2 separate regions of the Homo sapiens genome follow, and region 1 is linked to region 2. A link is a loop called in an ENCODE intact Hi-C map of the cell type or tissue named here. Cell type or tissue: adrenal gland. All regions are shown on one strand. Each heading gives the region's core, and the rest is flanking DNA. Links, peaks and the distances in the headings are about the cores only.

Region 1 (10,251 bases), core at 1,037-9,036, 190 kb before region 2:
ACAGAAGGAGAGATGGAGACTCGAGTACCTCAAATACATGCTGGCTCTGACTGACTTGACTTCAGTCATGTGCCTGTCACTGAACCAATTACAATGGCCAAAGAAATTCAATGAGCTCATTGACTTAGGCCTAGGTCTAAGAGGAATTACAGGGGCATATGATAACTCTATGTTTAAACTTTTGAAAAACTGTTTTTTAAAATTTAACTCTTATTTTAAGTTCAGAGGCACATGTGCAGGTTTGTTATATAGGTAGGTAAACTAGTGTCATGGGGGTTTGTTGTGCAGATCATTTCATCGCCCTGGTATTAAGCCTAGTACCCATTAGCCATTTTTCCCAGTCCTCTCCAACCTCCTACCCTCTACCCTTTGATAGGCCCCAATATATATTGTTCCCTTCTATGTGTCCATGTGTTCTCATCATTTAGCTCCCACTTCTAAGTGGGAAGATGTGGACTTTGGTTTTCTGTTCCTGCGTTAGTTCGCTAAGGATAATGGCCTCCAGTTCCATCCCTGTCCCTGCAAAAGACATGATCTCATTCTTCTTTTATGGCTGCACAGTATTCCATGTGTATATGTACCACATTTTTTTTATCCAGTCTACCATCGATGAGCATTTATGGTTGATTCCATGTCTTTGCTATTGTGAATAGTGCTGCAATGAATGTACACACACAGGTGTCTTTATGATAGAACGACTTAAATTCCTTTGGGTATATACCCAGTCATGGGATTGCTGGGTTGAATGATATTTCTGTTTCTAGGTATTTGAGGAATTGCCACACTGTCTTCACAATGGTTGAAGTAACTCACACTCCCACGAAGAGTGTATAAGCATTCCTTTTTCTCCACAACCTTGCCAGCATCTGTTATTTTTTAACTTTTAATAGTAACTATTATGACTGGGGTGAGATGGTATCTCATCGTGGTTTTGATTTGCCTTTCTCCAGTGATCAGTAACGTTGAGCTTTTTTTCATATTATTATTGGCCACGTGTATGTCTTCTTTCAAAGTGTCTATTTATGTCCTTTGCCCACTTTTTAATGGGTTTGTTTGTTTTTCTTTTCCTTGTAAATTTAAGATCTTTATAGATGCTGTATATTAGACCTTTGTCAGATGCACAGTTTGCAAATGTTTTCTCCCATTCTGTAGGTTGTCTGTTCACTCTGTTGATCACTGCCTTTGCTGTGCAGAAGTTATGTAGTTTAATTAGATCCCACTTGTCAATTTTTTCTTGTGTTGCATTGCTTTTGGTGTCTTTGTCAAGAAATCTTTTCCCATTCTTAGGTTCAGAATAGTATTGCCTAGGTTATGTTCCAGAGTTTTTATAGTTTGGGTTTTACATTTAAGTCTTTAATCCATCTTGTGTTAATTTTTGTATATGGTGTAAGGAAGGGGTCAAATTTCAATCCTCTGCATATGGCTAGCTAGTTACCCCAGCACCATGTATTGAATAGAGAATCCTCCCCTCATTGCTTATTTTTGTTGAAAATCAGATAGTTGTAGGTATGCAACCTTATTTCTGTGTTCTCTATTCTGTTCCCTTGGTCTATGTGTCTGTTTTTGTACCACTACCATAATATTTTGGTTACTGTAGGCCTGTCGCATAGTTTGAAGTCAGGTAGTGTGATAATTCCAGCTTTGTTCTTTTTGTGTGAATTTCCTTGGCTACTCAGGCTCTTTTTTAGTTCCATATGAATTTAAAAATATTATAGTTTTTTTCTACTTCTGTGAAGAATGTCAATGGTAATTTAATAGGAATGGTATTGAATCTATAAATTGCTTTGGGTAGTATGGCCATTTTAGTGATATTGATTCTTCCCATTCATGAGCTTGGAATGTTTTTCCATTTGTTTATGTAATCTCTGATTTCTTTGAGCAGTATTTTGTAATTCTCATCGTAGAGATCCTTCACCTCTCTAGTTAGCTGTATTCCTAGGTATTTTACTTTTGTGTGGCAGTTGTGAATAGGATTGCATTTCAGAGTTGGATCTCAGCTTGACTGTTGTTGATATGTAGGAATGCTTGAGGTTTTTGCACAATGATTTTGCATGCTGGGACTTTGCTGAAGTTCTTTATCAGCTTAAGGAGCTTTTGGGCTGAGACCATGGGGTTTTCTAGATATACAGTTATGTCATCTGCAAATAGGGATAATCTGACTTCCTCTGTTTCTATTTGGATGCCATTTATTTCTTTCCCTTGCCTGATTTCCTTGGCCAGGACTTCTAATACTGTGTTGAATAGGAATGGCGAGAGAGGGCATCCCCATCTTATGCTGGGCTTCAAGAGGAATGTTTCCAGCGTTTGTCCATTCAATATGATATTGGCTGTGGGTTTGCATAGATGGCTCTTATTATTTTGAGGTATGTTCCTTCGATACCTAGTTAATTGAGAGTTTCTACCCTGAAAGGTGTTGAATTTTATTGAAAGCCTTTTCTGCATCCATTGAGATAATCATTGGTTTTTGTCTTTAGTTCTGTTTATGTGATGAATCACATTTACTGATTAATGTATGTTGAACCATTCTTGCATCCTGGAGATGAAGCCTACTTGATGATGGTGGGTAAGTTTTATGATGCGCTGCTGGATTCAGCCTGCCAGTATTTTGTTGAGGATTTTTGCATCGATCTTCATCAAGAATATTGGTCAGAAGTTTTCTTTTTTGTTGTGTTTCAGCCAGGTTTTGGTATCAGGATGATGCTAGCCTCATAGAATGGGTTAGGGAAGAGTTTTTCCTGCTCAATTTTTTGGAATAGATTTAGAAAGAATGATACCAGCTCTTCTTTGTAAATATGGTAGAATTCAGCTGTGAATCTGTCTGGTTATGGGCTTTTATTCGTTGGTAGGCTATTTATTACTGACCCAATTTCAGAGCTCATTACTGGTCTGTCCAGGGATTCAATTTCTTCCTGGTTCAGTCTTGGGAGGGTCTATGTGCCAGGAATTTATCAATTTCTTCTAGATTTTTCTAGTTTATGTGCATAGAGATCTTCATAATATTCTCTAATGGTTGTTTGTATTTCTGTGGGGTCAGTGGTAATATCCCCCTTATTGTTTCTGATTGTGTTTATCTGAACCTTCTCTCTTTTCTTCTTTATTAGTCTAGCTAGTGGTCTAGTTTATTAATTTCTTTCAAAAAACCAGCTCCTGGATTCACTGATCTTTTGAATGGTTTTCCGTTTCTCAATCTCCTTCAGTTCAGCTCTGATTTTGGTTCATTCTTTTCTTCTGCCAGTTTTGGAATTTGTTTGCTCTTGGTTCTCTAGCTCTTTCAGTTGTGATGTTAGGTTTTCAACTTGAGATCTTTTAAGCTTTTTGATGTGGGCATTTAGTGCTATAAATTTTCCTTGTAACACTGCCTTACATGTGTCCCAGAGATTCTGGTATGTTGTAGCTTTGTGCTCATAGTTTCAAAGAACTTCTTGATTTCTGTCTTAATTCCATTATTTACTCAGAAGTTATTCAGGAGCATGTTATTCAATTTCCATGTAATTATATGGTTTTGAATGAATTTCTTAGTCTTGATTTCTAATTTCATTGCACTGTGGTCTCAAATAGTAGTTATTATTTCAATTCTTTTGCATTTGCTGAGAAATGTTTTCTGCCCAATTATGTGATTAATTTTAGAGTATGAGCCATGTGACTGAGAGAAGAATTCATATTCTATTGCTTTTGGGTGGAGAGTTCTGTCGATGTCTATCAGGGTCCATTTGATCCAGTGCTGAGTTCAGGTCCTGAATATCCTTGTTAATTTTCTGTCATGATGAGTTGTCTAATATTGTCTATGGGGTATTGAAGTCTTCTACTACTGTTGTGTGGGAGTCTTAGTCTTTTTGTAGGTTTCTAAGAACTTGCTTTATGAATCTCAGTACTCCTGAGTTGGGTGAATATATATTTTGTATAGTTATATCTTCTTGTTGAATTGAACTCTTTGTCATCATGTAACGGCCTTGTCTTTTTTGATCTTTTGAAAAATTGCTTTCTAAAGCTGCTTTATCATTTTACATTTTCACTAGCAGTGTATAAGGGTTCCAATTTCTCCCAGATGTGTTGGCCTGTAACACTTTTGCCAAGACCTGTTATCATTTGTCTTTTGATTAGAGCCATCCTAGTAAGTATGAAAGGGTGTCCCACTGAGGTTTTGAATTGCACTTTCCTAATAAGTAAGATACTGGGAAACTTTTCATATGCTTATTGGACATTTGTGTATATTTTTTGGAGAAGTGTTTATTCAGGTCCTTTGCCCATTTTGAAATTGAGCTAGTTGTCTTTCTAAAGTTGAGGTGTGAGAGTTCTTTATATGTTCATAATACCAATACCTTGCAAGATATATGATTTGCAAACATTTTCTCTCATTCTGTGCATGGCCTTTTTACTTTCCTCATGGTGTCCTTAGAAGCACAAAAGTTTTTAATTTTGATGAAGTTCGGTTTATCTGTATATTTTGTGTCACTTGTGCTTTTGGTATTATATCTAAGAAACCATTGCCTATTCCAAGTTCACAAAAAAATGTATGCCTACGTTTTCTTATAAGCCTTTATTTACAGTTTTAGCTCGTACACTGAAGTCAATGATCCATTTTGAGTTATTTTTTGTATATGGTGTGAGGTAGCAAGGCAAATTTATCCTTTTGCCTGTGGATATCCAGTTGTCCCAGCACTGGTTATTGAAAAGACTATTCTTTCTCTGATGAATTGTTTTGGCAGCCTTGTCAAAAATCAATCAACCATAAATGCTTACATTTTTATTTCTGTGCTCTGAGTCTTATCTTATTGATCTACATGTCTATCATTATGCTAGTAACACGTCATCTTGATTACTGTAGATTTGTAGTAAGTTTTAAAATCTGAAAGTGTGAGCTTCCAAATTTGTTGTTATTTTTCAATATTGTTTTGCCTTTTCAGGGTTCCTTGAATTTCTATACATGACTTTTTATCTGTTTTGCTAATTGCTGTATCCCTAGAGTCTAGCACAGTGCTTGGTACATAGCAAGTGCTCAACAAGTATTGTTAAAACAAATGAATGCATTGTCATAAAATAACAATAACAATTACAAAGTGACATCTTTAAAAAAATTTCCTGCTTAGCATTTCTTTCCTCTATTCTTCTGGAAACAGCCTCATGCCTTCTTTGGAGTACTGCCCCTTCTTTACTAACTTTATGTTGTTCCTTTGGGGCTCCCAATCATAGTACCCAATGGCCCCAGAAGAAGTTATATGATTCAGTCCTGGCCAATTCTATTCCATCCCCTGCTGTGCCATAGGCTTAGATATACGCACATGATTTAAGCCCTGCCAATCAAGATCCTGAGATCACACATTTTAAAGAGTGACCCTAAACTGCAAGATAATATATCCTTACCAAAATGAGAAGTGTGTGAAACCACACACACAAAAAAACTCAAAACCACCATCACAACCAAAACAAGTCAAAACATACATAGAAGTGGAAACAAGACAGTGAGAGGAATCCCTTTGTGTTCCGGTTCCTAGATCAAGTTGACCCTGAGACTAGATTGTGTCTGCTGAACTTGGCAAGATTCTTGGTTGCACACAACAAAAGTGACTCTGGTTAACTTATACAGATGATTCATTTAGTGGGAGAGCACTGGGGAGTTCATAGAAAGCATGGAAAGTTTGAAAACCCTAGCTTATGCAAGAACCAAGCAGTTTAGAGCATAATTTAAGTCCTGCCACAGAGATGGGTCACTTAGGATGCTGCCACTGGCACCAGGCCAGTGCTCCAGACACTTCCTGCATAATGCTGGACTCTGCTGCTTCTGAATTCTCTGTGTTGCTGTTAGACTCTCAACTTTGCTGGAGTCAAGTGACGATCTCTAATACACTCTTGTACCTTTGCACCACGTTGTAAAAGTGAAAAGTCCTGGGCAAGAGTATCTGCTTTTTGTTTTACATGATCCCAGGCAAGCCACTGGGGCCCCTCTCTCAATGTCAGGGCCAGTGCTCAATAAATAAGTTTTCTTCTATTAGCATACCTGTTTTGCTTTGTTTTGATTACTCCTTTTTTACCTAAGCTATACAGGTTGAACTTTTATCATTTATAACAAAAGTGATCTGACTAAAGGAAACAAAAATAATAGTGAAAGCCACAACAACTTATGAAATTTTATCAGGTACCTGAATAAGTGTTTTACATGCCGTATTAATTTCTTATGACTGCTATAACAAATTACCGCAAATTTTAGTGGCTCAAAACAGCACATATTCATTGTCTTACAGTTCTTGAATCAGAACCCCAAAATGGCTCTCATGGGATTAAATCCAGGTGTTGTCAGGGCTGTGTTCCTTCTGGAGGCTCTAGGGGAAATCTGTTTCCTTGCCCTGTTCAGTTTCTAGAGGTCACCACGTTCCTTGGCTCTTGGCTCCTGGCTCCTTCCAGCAATCGCCTTACTCTGACTTTATCACATCTTCTTCTCTGATTCCTTCCTTCACTTCTAAGGACACTTGTGATTGCATGAGGCCCACAGTGAGAATCCAGGATAACCTCCCCAGCTCAGGGTCCTTAATCACATCTACAGTCTCCTTTGCCATTATCCTGTCTTTCGCATTATGCATTGTCTGTTTGAGTCCCCACAACAGGCCTGTGAGGCAGGTGGCGCCATTGGGCCATTTTAGAGACAGAAAATCTTGCCTGGAAAGGCCATATAACAATGTCCTCTGTTGGGTGGAAGAGCCAAGATCAAACCTTGGCTATTTCATTGCAAAATGTAGGTGTACCATCTTTTTGCAACCCCCACCACCCGGTTTCAATAGATTTGCTGGTTCTATAGTCTTGGGGGAGAAAGTGTGAACAGAATCTGATGGAAGCATTGTCTTCATGTTTATCCTCTTATGAGATGAATTGTGAAAAGAATGAAAGATACTCTCGAAACCCTTGGGTCCCAAGATTCTGGGAAGAATAGCAACCTAATTCTATGATTCTTATGCCCAAATATCGGTTTATTCAGCAGCCTCTGTAGGTCAGCCTGGGTCTCAGCCAATAGAGTCCGGCTTATTAAAAAGGGACATGAGTCTCAAACACCAGCTCAAATACCAGCCTTTTTAACAAAAAGCTTCAAACACCAGCTTCTTTAACAAAACTAATAGCAATGGTGGTGGCAGCAGCAGCAACAGCATGAGATGCGATAAGAAGCTGAAATTCTTCAGGCCCTGGAGTTGCAGGGGAAGGATATGCCGCAAAGAGTGATTGCCTTTAATCTAAGAATAATACAGAGACCAATGGGAAAGCAGACTGTTGTTGGATGACAAAACCACAGAGGATTTCAAGTTGCCTGACACCTCTAGACAGGGCCCTAGTGGATATTAAGCACAGAGTGAAAGTCATCTTTAACATTCAGCAATAGACTTTCAGATCTGGAAAACACCTTAACCTAAAGGTGGCCCACTGGCACTCAACATACTGAGACAGAATAAAAGCTGCAGACTCTTTTCCTCATGAAATCAACCACTCTAGCTATCCATAGACAAATTCTAGAGTCATCAGACTCAAATCAGAGTCATCTACTAACATAAGTATAAGCCCGAGACTGCGTATAGAAATAGTACCAGTAGAAACCTGTGGATGAATTTGGAGGGTGATGAGAGAAGTACAGAAAAGCCAACCTATCCCTCAGTACTTCACCACATCGTCCAGCCATGGTGGATGAAATGACTACTAGCAAAGAATTTGTCAAATCTTGATTTGTGAAATGTTTATTGAGCTTCTATTATCTGCTAGAGACAGTGCTAAATCATCAACAATAGAGTTCTTGCCCTAAAGGAGAGCAAGTCATACAGAGTAGAAGTTTCTATCATGGAAGGAAGGGGTCTGGTAGAGATAATGGAGGCTCCCTGGACTTGGGAGGAAAGAGAGTTGGACAAGTTTTGCTCTATGAGCTGTGACTTTCCTGGTTTCAACGGACAGAAACCTAACTTGAACTACAGAGGGGGATGGATTGCCATGAGACCAATGCCCTGGAAGGCCAGAGAATTGGCCAGGCCTTGGGAGTGATTGAAACCAGGGGCTAGAAAGTCATCATCAAGACAAGGCCATTGCATAGGCTGTTCCCTGTGTCTGGAAAGCTCTTTCCTCCAACTTAGTTTATCTTTTGCTCATTGTTCATGTGATTCCAGTCACCTCCTCAGTGAAGCCTCCCCCTCCTACCACTCAACTCCCTGACTGGATCACACCCAGATTCCTGGCTGTTCCACTCAAGTGTTTGGGGCAAATTAGAAAAAGGTGATCCCTTTGGCTAGACAGTGCCAGTATGTGAAAAACAGAGTGCCCCTTTTTCTGAGCAAACACAGCTTCTCGCCAGGGCTCTTGGCTTGATGAGCAGAGTATGACATTTCAGCCCACTTGGCCCCTTGGCTCATGCTGTTTTGTGCAGTGCACAAATTGCACAACTGTATACAGCAACTGAGCCAGATTCCATAGCTCTCAAAAAAATCTGTGCACTTTTTCATCTCACTACTTGTTAAAATGGTAGTTTTACTTTGCTTACATGATTATTTAAGGCAAGCCCCATGAGGGCAGCAACTGGGTCCATTCTTGCTCAATGTATAATGCCTAGAGCCCAGGACAGTGTCTGACACATTGAAGGCCCTGGATAAATAATGGTTGTTTCATGAATGAAATGAATATGCAAGGAAATGAGTGTTTCTGCCTATTTCTCTTAGACTAGCTTTTTCTATGAGGTGGGAGCCATGGTTACTGGTAGCTATGAGCTCACAGCCAGAGAAGGCTGCTTCTCCTTAATTCTAATTTTTAGAATTCCAGGGAAGGATGTTCATTGGTCCAGCTGAGATCACATGCTCTCTGGGAGTGGGAGTCTCCCTGACTGGCAACCCCTATTAAAACTTTGTTGCATAAATGGTGGAGTAAACAGTTTCCCAATAGATGAAGGAGTCCTTCTCAGCCAAAGACAGGAGGGCTAAACAGAAACAACTCCAGATGTCCCCCAAACAGCCCACTGATGCCCACAGGCTGGCCACTTCTGTGTCTTCCTTTCCTCACCTGTGAAAGGGGAGAATGTGCTGAGCTCACCTCTGAGATTATCTAGCCCCAAGATTCCATTCCCTTTTGTTCTGGTTCTGGTTCTGGTTCTCCTGCAAAATTCTGTTCTAGTGCTGGAGGCAGTAAGCGGAAAAAGACATGACTGTGGGGAGCCTCAGTCAAGGAAGGCTTAATGGAGGTGAGCTTTAAGCTGTGGCATCAAGGTGGATGAGGATTTGTATACCAAGAGTAGAAGGGGGGAGATTTTGCAGAGTGGGAGCCTGGCTTGGGGAAGTATTTTAGGTTTTGGTGTTGAGCCATTTGTTTGTTAGGAGTCTTTCTCTCTCTCTCTCTCTCTCTCTCTCTCTCTCTCTCTCTCTCTCTTTTCTTTTCTTCTTTCTTTTTTTTTTCTTTTTTTTTTTTTTGCTGTAAATCTGTTTGCAAGGGGTAATATCTTAACTCATCTATATTTCTCCCCTAACCGAGAACAGCAAGCCAATCATCCACAAGGATCTGAGGGAATGAGACGTTGGAAAAGCAAGTTTTGATAAGGGCAAGTTAATCAAAATAGGTCCTAAATACAAACATGTCTAGGGTGTCTGAATTAGGCTGATTCCCTTGGGGTCTATACTTCGTATGTGTGCTGGGGGTTTTGGGGGTGGTAGTTTGTGCTCCAGTAGCACAAACTGAGAGTGCTTCAGGGAGGCAGGGAAGAAAGAAGCATCTCCATTTCATGATGCTGAAAGGACATGAGGCTTTTACACACCCGACTGGCCCTATACCCTTCCCTAGATCATTAAAATAGAATAATCTTGGCACTAGTCTATTCTCCTTCTGAGTCTTCAGGCTCCTTCTCCACGGCTTTCCTCAAGGATGTTGTTCAAGCTCTTTTTAATCTTCTTCAGCCTATTCACAAGTTTAGGGAACAAAGAGTGAGGTTTGCCTTTACTCGCTGAGAATGGGCCTTGTCCCGAAAATGGGAGCAGTCTGTCCAGGAGGGCCACCCACCAAGAGCCATGGTCAGAGGCCCTGGGCACCCGGGACAGGAAGCTGGAAAGGGGAGCAGAGGCTCCCAAAGAGGATGTGGGAGAATGGGAGCAAATGACGCACGTCTGATCCATGCACAATGGCAATCCTTTAAAGTCGCATTGCTTGTAACTACACTCTGCTACTTAGGGACCTACTCTTACATATGCCAACTTGTGGTCCTGTTTCCAGATCCTCTAATCTGCTTATCAAGGAAAAGAATAAAGGCCC
Region 2 (10,161 bases), core at 2,162-10,161:
TTTATTTCTTTGAAGAATGAGCACCTTCAGCAATGGAAACCTGTTTCTGAAGCTGCTTCTGTGGCGTTTCACCCATGAGGACTTAGGACTGAGTAGATCCAATGAGAGGGAGTGGATGGCATTGTTGCTGAGGTTTAACACTTCCAAAGCATGTAAATATGCAAAAGGGCTTAAGGTTATTTTTGATATGAGATTGTTACTGAGGTCCAGATGTTTTATTTTCCACTCTTCTTTTTTCGTGTGAGACTGTAAGAGAACTCTAAAGAAATTGAAACTTACATCCACAGTGGCTGCTGTCTGTGATATGTCCACAGGTATATCACACTTTCCGGTAAAAGAACAATTTGTCAGAATATATTCATTCCATTGGCATTCAGAATTGAATAAAATATTGCTTTTTCTTGATGCATTTGTCATTATTCCAGTAAAATAAAGACCTATAACTATGGTAATGACTCTGAAATAGAGGTTTTTCATAATGCCTGGAAAAAGGAAAATGAATTGACTTATTCACAATAATATATAAAAACTAACAGCAATAAGCAGCAAATTTAATTTTCAATTTAAGATTTCGGAAAGTTATCTTGTCTTGGTTGCCAATTTAAGCGAATGTTTGATTTCTTACTGGGGCATGAAAATGTAGCTACCAAAATGAAATAGCCATAGTATAAAATTACATTTATGTCACATTTTAAAGAAAGGACTCCCCTGATTTTTCAGAAAATACATATTCAGTTAGGCCTCACCTCTGCATCTGCTTTTCCAGTAGTTTTCACTCCACAGTGTGCTTTGGGATGAATGAAACCTTACCAAGATTAAAGACTTCCCTGTTTCTTTGCAGGCCATTAATACAGAGCAAAGTCTATTATGCTTATCTACAACATAGTAATCAACCATGTAGTTTATTACATAAATGACAACCAGTTACACTAAACCGTGACCCTCCATAACTCTATGAGTAAAAAGTTTAACTCACAAAAGAGGCTCTTACTTTTCATGACTAGAAGAAATACAAGTTTTGCTGTGTGGCTTGTGTGACTTTTCAAATCATTATGAAATCATTTAGATACATACAACATAATGTGTTATCAAATACATGTTCTGGCTCCAAGCCATGAAGATGTAATACGATACAGAAACATTGAGTATCTTTTGTACCAAACATTTTTGAGAAAAAATTCAAAGTTTTTAAAAAGAAGTGTGTACAAATTACAATGGCTGAATGTATCACAAAAATAAGTTTAAAAATGGGTAATTTTTGTGATTTGTTTTAAACTAAATTCCACTTAAAAGCCACTGTGTGTACAAATAATCACATTATTGAGTATATGAGTTTCCAAGAAATTGTCCCTTCCTTTCTGTTCTAATGGCACTCAGTTTAGTTTTCATCACTGCAGTCTGAAATACTAAAATGGCTTAACTGACTTTCTTGCCTCTGCCTCTTGACTTTCCTTCTTTGTGATCCATCCTAGGTGACTCCAAAGGATTATTTTCCTACAATAACGTATTTCCTATATTATTCCTTCATTTGAAATCCTCAAAGGGCTCCTTATTGCCTATAGTCCAAATCCCTCAGGTTGGTATTCAAAGCCTGTGTTATCTAGGTAAACTTAATGACCTAGCTTGATAAGTTCATGTGGAGCCACTACAAGATGTGGCTTCTGCAAAGAATGATCTATGCATATCGCATACTGAAATTCACTTTCAGTTCATTCCCAGTTCCAAGTTCAATGCCTTTTCCTCTTAGCCACAGTCTTAAGATGGAGTTTCGCTCTTGTTACCCAGGCTGGAGTGCAAGAGCGCCATGTCAGCTCACCACAACCTCCGCCTCCCGGGTTCAAGCAATTCTCCTGCCTCAGCCTCCCGAGTAGCTGGGATTACAGGCATGTGCCACTACAACTCACTAATTTGTATTTTTAGTAGAGATGAGGTTTCTCCATGTTGGTCAGGCTGGTCTCGAACTCCTGACCTCAGGTGACCCGCCCACCTTGGCCTCCCAAAGTGCTGGGATTACAGGCGTGAGCCACCACACCCGGCCAGCCACAGTCTTGTGTATCCTTCCAGATTCATCTCACATCTTATGGCCTGGTCATTTTTCCTGCTTTAGCCTCCAAATTTGTCTTTATTCTTACAGAAATCTTTCAGTAAACACTGAAGGAATTGATACACATTAGTAACATTCAGCGTTGCTATTGTTTTGCTTTGTATCTGTTCTGAACTCCCAAAAAAAAAAGGAACATTATCTATCTATCTATCTATCCAATGTTTTACATTTTTAATAGTCTGCAGTCTGTCACTGGGTTATGTTGTTTGTGTGTAAATGAATGCATGGAGTGAAGTGAATGAAATTTACAATGTAACTTTAAAACTTTTGTTTCATACAAGGTCAATCCTCCCATATTTTCAAGGGCATTTAAATTCAGGTACACATGGCCATGAACAGCAAAGGTAGCCTACAGCATGGAGGAGTGATTTATTTTTACAGTGTGCTTCTTATGCAATACTAGAAATTGAATTGATTTGCCCAGGAACAAAGATATTTTTTCTACGTTCAAAGCTGAGATCATTATATATACAATGGTGCACCAAGCTAATGTAACAAAATCAGCAACAAAAAAATATAGTCACCATTCACAGGTACATTACTTTGTAGTGCTGAAGAGAAAGACATGGTTGAAAAATACTTTTTCTTAAGGGGACATGAATTAAAATTGCCCTGGTTCTTTTTAAGCTGAAGAGATTTATACATGTTAGGTTTGAGTTCAAAACAGCTAGACAAGGAATCTTATATCTTAAAGTGAAAGGTATTAATTTGTTAAAAAAATCATACTATTTATAAATTTATATGTATTAGGTAAGGAACCACTCAGAACTCCAGAAAAAGTTGCTTAGAAAACTGGAAACAATTAGGCAAAATGTAAATTTCAAAATGGAAATAGTCAAGCTGAAGTAGGAGGAAGCAGTTAGAAATACTGGGTGTGTACATTTGTGAGTCAGCAAGTGAAAGATAGGAAGAAGGCAGCACAAAAAAACAAAGTATTATAGAAAGGAAATGAAGAGTTCATTTATACATAAAAGAAAGGGTGGCAAAACTGAAGGAAAAAAGCAACAGAGGCTATTTCGGGTAAGGACAAGACCTGGAAAGTAATAATGCCTCTAAGACATACCTTCGTATCCTAAGTGGTTATCAAATGGGTGGATATCTGGATCAAGCCAGGTAGGGATTTAAGACCTGAACCTTTGAGGCTCCACCCAACCTGCCATCAAGGCTGCCCAGTGGCCAGCCCTCACCCTTTCATCTCCGGCTTTGGCCTCCTGCCATGGTGACAGTGTGCACTTTCCCCTAGGACACCAGGGAAGCACCACTGGAGAGAGGCCTTCTGCAATGCACAGAGAGGAGGGCATTCAAAACTTGGAATGTACAACTTTCTAACTTTGAGTTCTAGGAGTCCAGAGAGATTACATAAATACTGACAGCGTCCCATTCTCAAGCCATATTTAAATTCATCACGTTCGCATGACTAAGTAGAAAACAGTTAATATATAACCCTTAAAAAATTAACAGCAAACAATTTACAGAATTTTTATTGTAAACAGAAGCTCATTACTAGTTATTACAAACTGAATCAACTGAAACTCAAGTTAGCAATGTGAAACACATTTATAGGCTTATTTTTGTATACCATAATTGGTAATTTTTGCCCCCTCAATACTTTTAAGAAGACTGTTAAAATTTTCAGCATTTCAATGATCTCTTATTTGTCAGGTTTAGCACCATGACATTCTCATTCCCTTAAAAAAACACTCATTCAAATCTAGGTAGAACTTCCACCTTTCATCATCAAAATTATCACACAAAATTTATTTTGTTTTTTTCACAATGCAAAAAGAAGACAAATAAGTATATTTTAAAATATTATCAGCAGTCCGTTTTGTGTGGTTTTACATTTTTCTGTCTGCCCATTATTAAGAAATCTTGCATTGATTTCATTTGCCCCCCTTGTCATTGCAACCCGTCTCTAGAATACTGTGGTAATTGAAACTAGCATGTACCTGCGCCCCCTCCCGGGGTCCTATCTTTGTCACCCACCTCCCCCATGGCTACTGCTTGTCATATCTGTGCTCAGTGCAGGGATGAGCATACAGCAGGAAGAGGCGAAGTCAGCATTTCATTTACAGAAAAATACTATCTGGTGGAGACAATGAGTTGCTGAAGATTTACTGTGGATAAAAATAAGCCGGCCAGGCGTGGTGGCTCACACCTGTAATCCCAGCACTTTGGGAGGCCAAGGCAGGCAGATCACGAGGTCAAGAGATTGAGACCATCCTGGCCAACATGGTGAAACCCCGTCTCTACTAAAAATACAAAAATTAGCCGGGAACTGTGGCACATGCCTGTAGTCCCAGGTACTCGGGAGGCTGAGGCAGGAGAATCGCTTGAACCTGGGAGGCAGAGGTTGCAGTGAGCCGAGAGCCGAGATTGTGCCACTGCACTCCAGCCTGGCGACAGAACAAGACTCTGTCTCAAAAAAATAAATTAATTAATTAAAAATTAGAAAAGCCATAAGTAAAATGGAGAGTTTGCCCTGTTCTGCTTTCTAATAGATTTTCCAAGCTTATGTTTCAGGGAAAAAGCCAGGACTACCTGTAAAGTATCATAAAATGCTATGGCTGTTAACCTTCAGTTGTATAAAAACATCAAAATAGCCTCTCCTCTCAAAAGAACTTCATGGAGATGTATCAAAAACACAAGTATTTCCCAAAAAAGAGTAAAAATAGATTATTTCCTGAACTACATTTAATAAATAATATTTTGTAATACAGTGTTTTCTGGTTTTTATAAAAATATTTACTTAAATAAACTTTTAAAATAAATCTAAATAGAGCAGATAAGTAATGAATATGCAATTTAATTTATGGACCATCTGAATAAAAATTTCGGCATTTTTTTCTGAATTCAGACATTAAATGATACTGAATATATTCAAATGAGTTCAAATATCACTGCAATAACACTCAAGTGGTTATAAATCTCATTCTTTTCATTTAAAAACAGCGCTCAGTGTTAGGTAGTAAGTCAATCCAATTTCAGTATAAATTAATGACTTCATAATCTCTAAGGTATTTGATTTTTCTACCAGAGAGAAATGTGACAATATTGAATACAAATTGTTTTTTGTATTGGTTTTCTTATGTGCACAATTCAAAGTGACCCTGACAGAATGCTGTTACACTTGAATGCAGGGTTGGGCCCATGCCACAACTCTACTGCCTATTTTACAGCAAACTCCTTTGGGGGCCCTGTCCCTGATTCTGTGTGAGTCTTAATAATACCAGAGAGTTCTTTTCCAATCAAATATATTAAAAATCAACTGGCTTGAGGGTTATAAATAATTACAATGGGATAGTAATATTAGGAGCAGAGATAAATTATTATCCTTACCTAAAAATTATGTGTATTATTTCCTGCATTAGCACTCTTTAGTCCAGTGCTTCTGGACTTATTTTCGAGGCATGGTGTACTTACTAGGCCATGCCTGGCCCAAAGAACTTGTTTGGGTCTATGGCCTCCCCACTTTCCACTGTGTTGCCCCGAGTGCTGAGGGTATAAATATCTTGGCAACTCTGTTATGTATTGTTACTCCAGTGTGCCAAGGTCCATTGTTGGGAAACTGAGGTAACTCAGAAGTAGGTAAATTTGACCTCTCCATCGTATAATATTTTGGAATTGGCCCAACATAGCTTACAATCGGACAGTGATTGGTCCTTTCTGGGTCTGACATGAGATTTATTTTCTTTTTAACTAGAGTAAGCATATCTGTTTTGTTTGATTCTCATCTTCTTAGGTAAGTTTAAATTAACCTTTGTTCATCTTTCTAGAGTTTTAAATAATTAAAAAGTCAGTGCAGAGAGTGAAAACAACATGGCATTTGGAATCAAGTACATCCAGGTTTGAGTCATGCCTGAATTCCAATCCCAACTCTGCTACTTACTATATGATGTTGAGCAAGTTTCTTAACTTCTCTGATCTTCAGTTTCTTAATGGGTAAAACTTGGATAATACCACCTACTTGCAGGGTTGTGGTGAGAATTGGGGATATAAACATGCAATGCCTAGGACAATGCCTAGGATGTAGAAGATGCTCAATAAAGATAGTTATCATTATTATTTAAAAGTTAAAGCTGAGATGGTGTTTTAATTTCCACCACATTGTGAACAATTGATAGTTATCATTATTTCAAATAAACATTCTTTTACAAAATATTTTCTTCCCAGTGCAAAACTAAGGAACCATTGTTTCTATCTCACATATGTAAAGTTCTTTAATGACTTCACTTGCATGTGAGAATATGGCTCAGGCTTAATGCACTAGAAATCTGCATCTTTCCTTTTAGAAGCTAAAAGGCAGAGCATGAAACGCTGATGCCATACCTTTTTAAATATCTTAAGTGGGTCTATCCCCATTAGAGTTACCAAAGTTTACTTACAGTGAATCTAAACAGCTGCTTCAGACCTTTAACCTTTAGAAAAGGGATAGTGGAATTTTAAAAACACGTCTTTAAACATGACTTTTGATTTTATTTGCTTCTCATAATTATTTTAGAGAACAGTAAATATGAAGATTAGTATAAATTAATAAAATGTATTAGAATTTAGGCTCTCTGAGAAGATTTTAACTATGTAGACCATAAAACAGATACAGCAGTGCTCTGCCATTAAAATAATTATGAGTTATCACAAACTCTGTAAAAACAATGATTTGCATGCATAAAAAAGTCAAGTCAAGATATAAACATGTTGGTGACCTCTGGGGTTCTTTTAATGAGTGTTTCCACAGGGGTTGTCTGAGATTTGGCAGCCCATGTTCTGGCTGGTTACTTGCACCTTGAAGAGCGTCCCATCAGCACACATGCAGAGCTTGTAGCGTACCCAGTCACCACTACCCAACTGGTCTCCACTGGAGGAACTGGGTAGGCGGGTGGTGCTGACCATCACAGATCCATTTAGGATGATACTGTTTTCCTATTAGGAGAATAGTAATATGATTTATTTACCTCCATGAGGGGGTACAGAACAAAGTCAGTAAACAAAACTTCCTGAAATATCAATGAGAAAAGCAAGCAGTAAGAAAGAGTAAAGTCACAAACAAAACAACAACAGCAACAATAAAAAACAAAATATCAGGATTCAATGAGTGACTTCTTCACTTCATATATCCATAACATATGTAAATAAATCTGCAACATAATTCCTCTATTGTTAGTTAAAATTACATCAGAATTCCTAAGTTCATAATAAAATTGATGTTGATAAAGTTTCAGATCATTTTCATTTGTAAGTCCTAAGAGAACTATAACAAAGGTACTGATTGGTAAGTTTGTGATCATGAGTACAAAAAGACTTTTCCTGGCCAAGCGCGGTGGCTCATGCCTGTAATCCCAGCACTTTGGGAGGCCGAGGTGGGCGGATCACAAGTTCAGGAGATCGAGACCATCCTGGCTAACACGGTGAAACCTCGTCTCTACTAAAAATACAAAAACTTAGCGGGACGTGGTGGTGGGCACCTGTAGTCCCAGCTACTTGGGAGGCTGAGGAAGGAGAATGGCGTGAACCCGGGAGGCGGAGCTTGCAGTGAGCAGAGATCACACCGCTGCACTCCAGCCTGGGTGACTGAGCGAGACACTGTCTCAAAAAAAAAAAAAAAAAAAAAAAAAAAAGACTTTTCCTCCTAGAGGGAATTAATTTTAATTTCCAATGTTTTTGCAACACTGCAAATGAAGATTCAAACCATATAATTTGAAGACCAGGCACTCTAGTCTGGAGGTTCTTCACGCCCACTGTTCCAGAAACATTCTCTTATTGTAGTTCCTTAAAATCCTTCTTTTTAGTGACTCTTAGGACTCTCTTGCTTTCTCCCTTTCCTCCTTTCTTCTTTTCATTCACTCAACAAATAATTACTGAGTGCCTGCTGTATGCCAGACACTATTCTAGGTGCTGGGGAATACAGCAGTAAGTAAAACAGGCAAAGCCCAAGTTCTTATTGAGTTGATGTTTTAATGGGGTAGGGGGAGACAATAAAAAAAATGAACAGTAAAACACATAAGACATCAGGTGGGATAAATGCTATGAGGAGAAATAAAGCAGGATAAGTAGAGAGTGAGCAGATGGGGACTGAGTTTTACACAGGGTGCTCAGGAAGGACCACCTGTGGTTTGATAAGGTCACACATTCCAACAGAAACTAGAGGAAGTGAGGGAGGAAGCTGTCTAGGTAACTGGGGAAGGGTACTCAAAGCAGAGGTAACAGTGTCTGCAAAGGCCCCGAGGTGAAGATGTGCCTGGATTCCAGGGACAGCTATGAGGCCAGTGTGGAAGAAGCACGGAGGGTGAAGGGAACAACCAGTAGGAGATGAGTCAAAGAAATAACTGAGGATCAGACATGTAGGCAGGGAATAGACTTTAGATTTTATTCCAAATTATACGGGAAGCATTTGGAGGATTCTGAATACAGAAATGACTTGATCTTTTTAAAATGGCCACTCTGGCTGTTGGGTAGAAAACAGACTATGGGAGTGAATACTTGGAAGTAAGAAGATCAGCCAGGAGGCTGTTCCAACCATCCAGGCAGGGAATGATGGCAGTTTACATCAGGGTGGTGATGGCCGAGGTGGTGAGAAACAGCAAGACTCTGTATCTTCTGAAGGTAGAGCCAGAAGGCTTTGCTATGGACTGATGGGTGTCATTTAATGGTACAAGAATACTGAAAGAAATGCATGCTTGTGGGGATGGAGAATCTAACTTTTCAATTGTTAAATGTGAGATGCCTATCAGATATCAAAATGGATAATGTTAAGCAGGCAGCTAGATATGTAACTCTTAGTTCAGAGGAGAGGTTAAAGCACAATTCCAAATTTGGGAGGCATCGGCTTACAGAGGGTATTTAAAGCAAAGAGAGAAAATTGGTTATAAATAATGGAGATGGTTAACTGATTATGCAGTGGTAGTATATGGAATAGACAGTAATTCTTAAGTGACTAGTTTTCCAATTTGTTCCAATGCTGCCATCTTGTGGTCATTTAATTTTACTTTCTTTAAATTGTTTTTTGTTGTTGGTTTTTTTTTTTTTTTTTTTTTTTTTTGAGACGGAGTTTTGCTCTGTCTCCCAGGCTGGAGTGCAGTGGCGCGATCTGGGTTCACTGCAATCTCTGCCTCCTGGTTTCAAGCGATTCTCCTGCCTCAGCCTCCCGGGTAGCTGGGATTACAGGCGCCCGCCACCACGCCCAGGTAATTTTTGTATTTTTAGTAGAGACGGGGTTTCGCCATGTTGGCCAGGCTGGTCTCGAATTCCTGACCTTGTGATCCACCCGCCTTGGCTTCCTAAAGTGCTGAGATTACAGGCGTAAGTCATCGCGCCCGGCCTAAATTGCTTCTTAAACAGCTTTTTCAAAAAAGCAGTTTAATTGATAAAATTATTTCTAATGATTGGCTTATACACTTTAGAACTAACCACTGATATTAACGAAGTTATAAAGCTAATTATCTTTTTAATACTAGGTTATTTTCCTTTAACAGTAGAGAAACTGATATGTGTATATGTATATTTCAAAGTATTTAAATATTTGTCATATTAACTACAAGGTAGAATGGGACAAGAAGTGGCAGGTAGAAAAAAATAAAAGGTTTGGTAAGTTGCTAATGGTCTCTAAACAAATCTCTTGCTTCTGTGACTTTCTACTGCTGAGAACAGCAGTTGTACTGTGGCTATTCTTCAACAGTGTTCTTAGAAGAATGGCTTCTTACACCACAATATACATACAAATTAACTCTGTAGGCAACTGAGTTTCTGGCAAGAATTACATTTTATGTCCATCTTTATTATTTAGAGATGGGATTATGTGTTCTGGGGGAAAAACTGCTTATAAAAGTAAAACAACTACTTTTAAAAAGTATTTTTCCCAGGAACTATGAAATTGAAATTTTTTTTAATAAGAAAGAATGATAAGTCCCTACGTTTAAGTTCACTTTTGTCATGTAATACTTGGTAAGACAAATTTAATTCGCTTTAATTAAATAGCATATTGCAGGTACCCAAAGGCATTTTGAATAAGTATACTTTGACCAGAATTGTGAGACATTAAAAAGTTTTTGGACTTATGGCAC

Evidence for each region. A loop is a pair of places that touch in the nucleus more often than their neighbours do. Peaks named below come from ENCODE experiments on the same cell type or tissue, not always from the same donor. Only the 100,000 strongest peaks of a DNase experiment are listed, where the experiment ranks them.
Region 1: it touches region 2 in a loop (10-fold over the local background); 37 of 110 quality-filtered maps call a loop at or near these places.

What each region holds. Positions count from the first base shown.
Region 1 is chr4:51,824,710-51,834,960 of GRCh38, forward strand. It overlaps a transcript of DCUN1D4 not described here. Among named protein-coding and RNA genes, the nearest start is that of DCUN1D4, 13 kb to the right of the region's middle. In adrenal gland, for the core only: a CTCF peak has its summit at 6,623; a DNase peak (open chromatin) is centred at 6,602.
Region 2 is chr4:52,017,137-52,027,297 of GRCh38, forward strand. It overlaps LRRC66 (leucine rich repeat containing 66), which reads right to left and starts at 3,227. Exons shown (of 5, transcript NM_001024611.3): 1 at 3,168-3,227; 2 at 1-482. The coding sequence starts at 477. SGCB (sarcoglycan beta) reads right to left here. Exons shown (of 6, transcript NM_000232.5): 6 at 3,570-7,024. The coding sequence ends at 6,821. In adrenal gland, for the core only: a CTCF peak has its summit at 9,038 (motif pointing left); no DNase peak of the experiment used is centred there.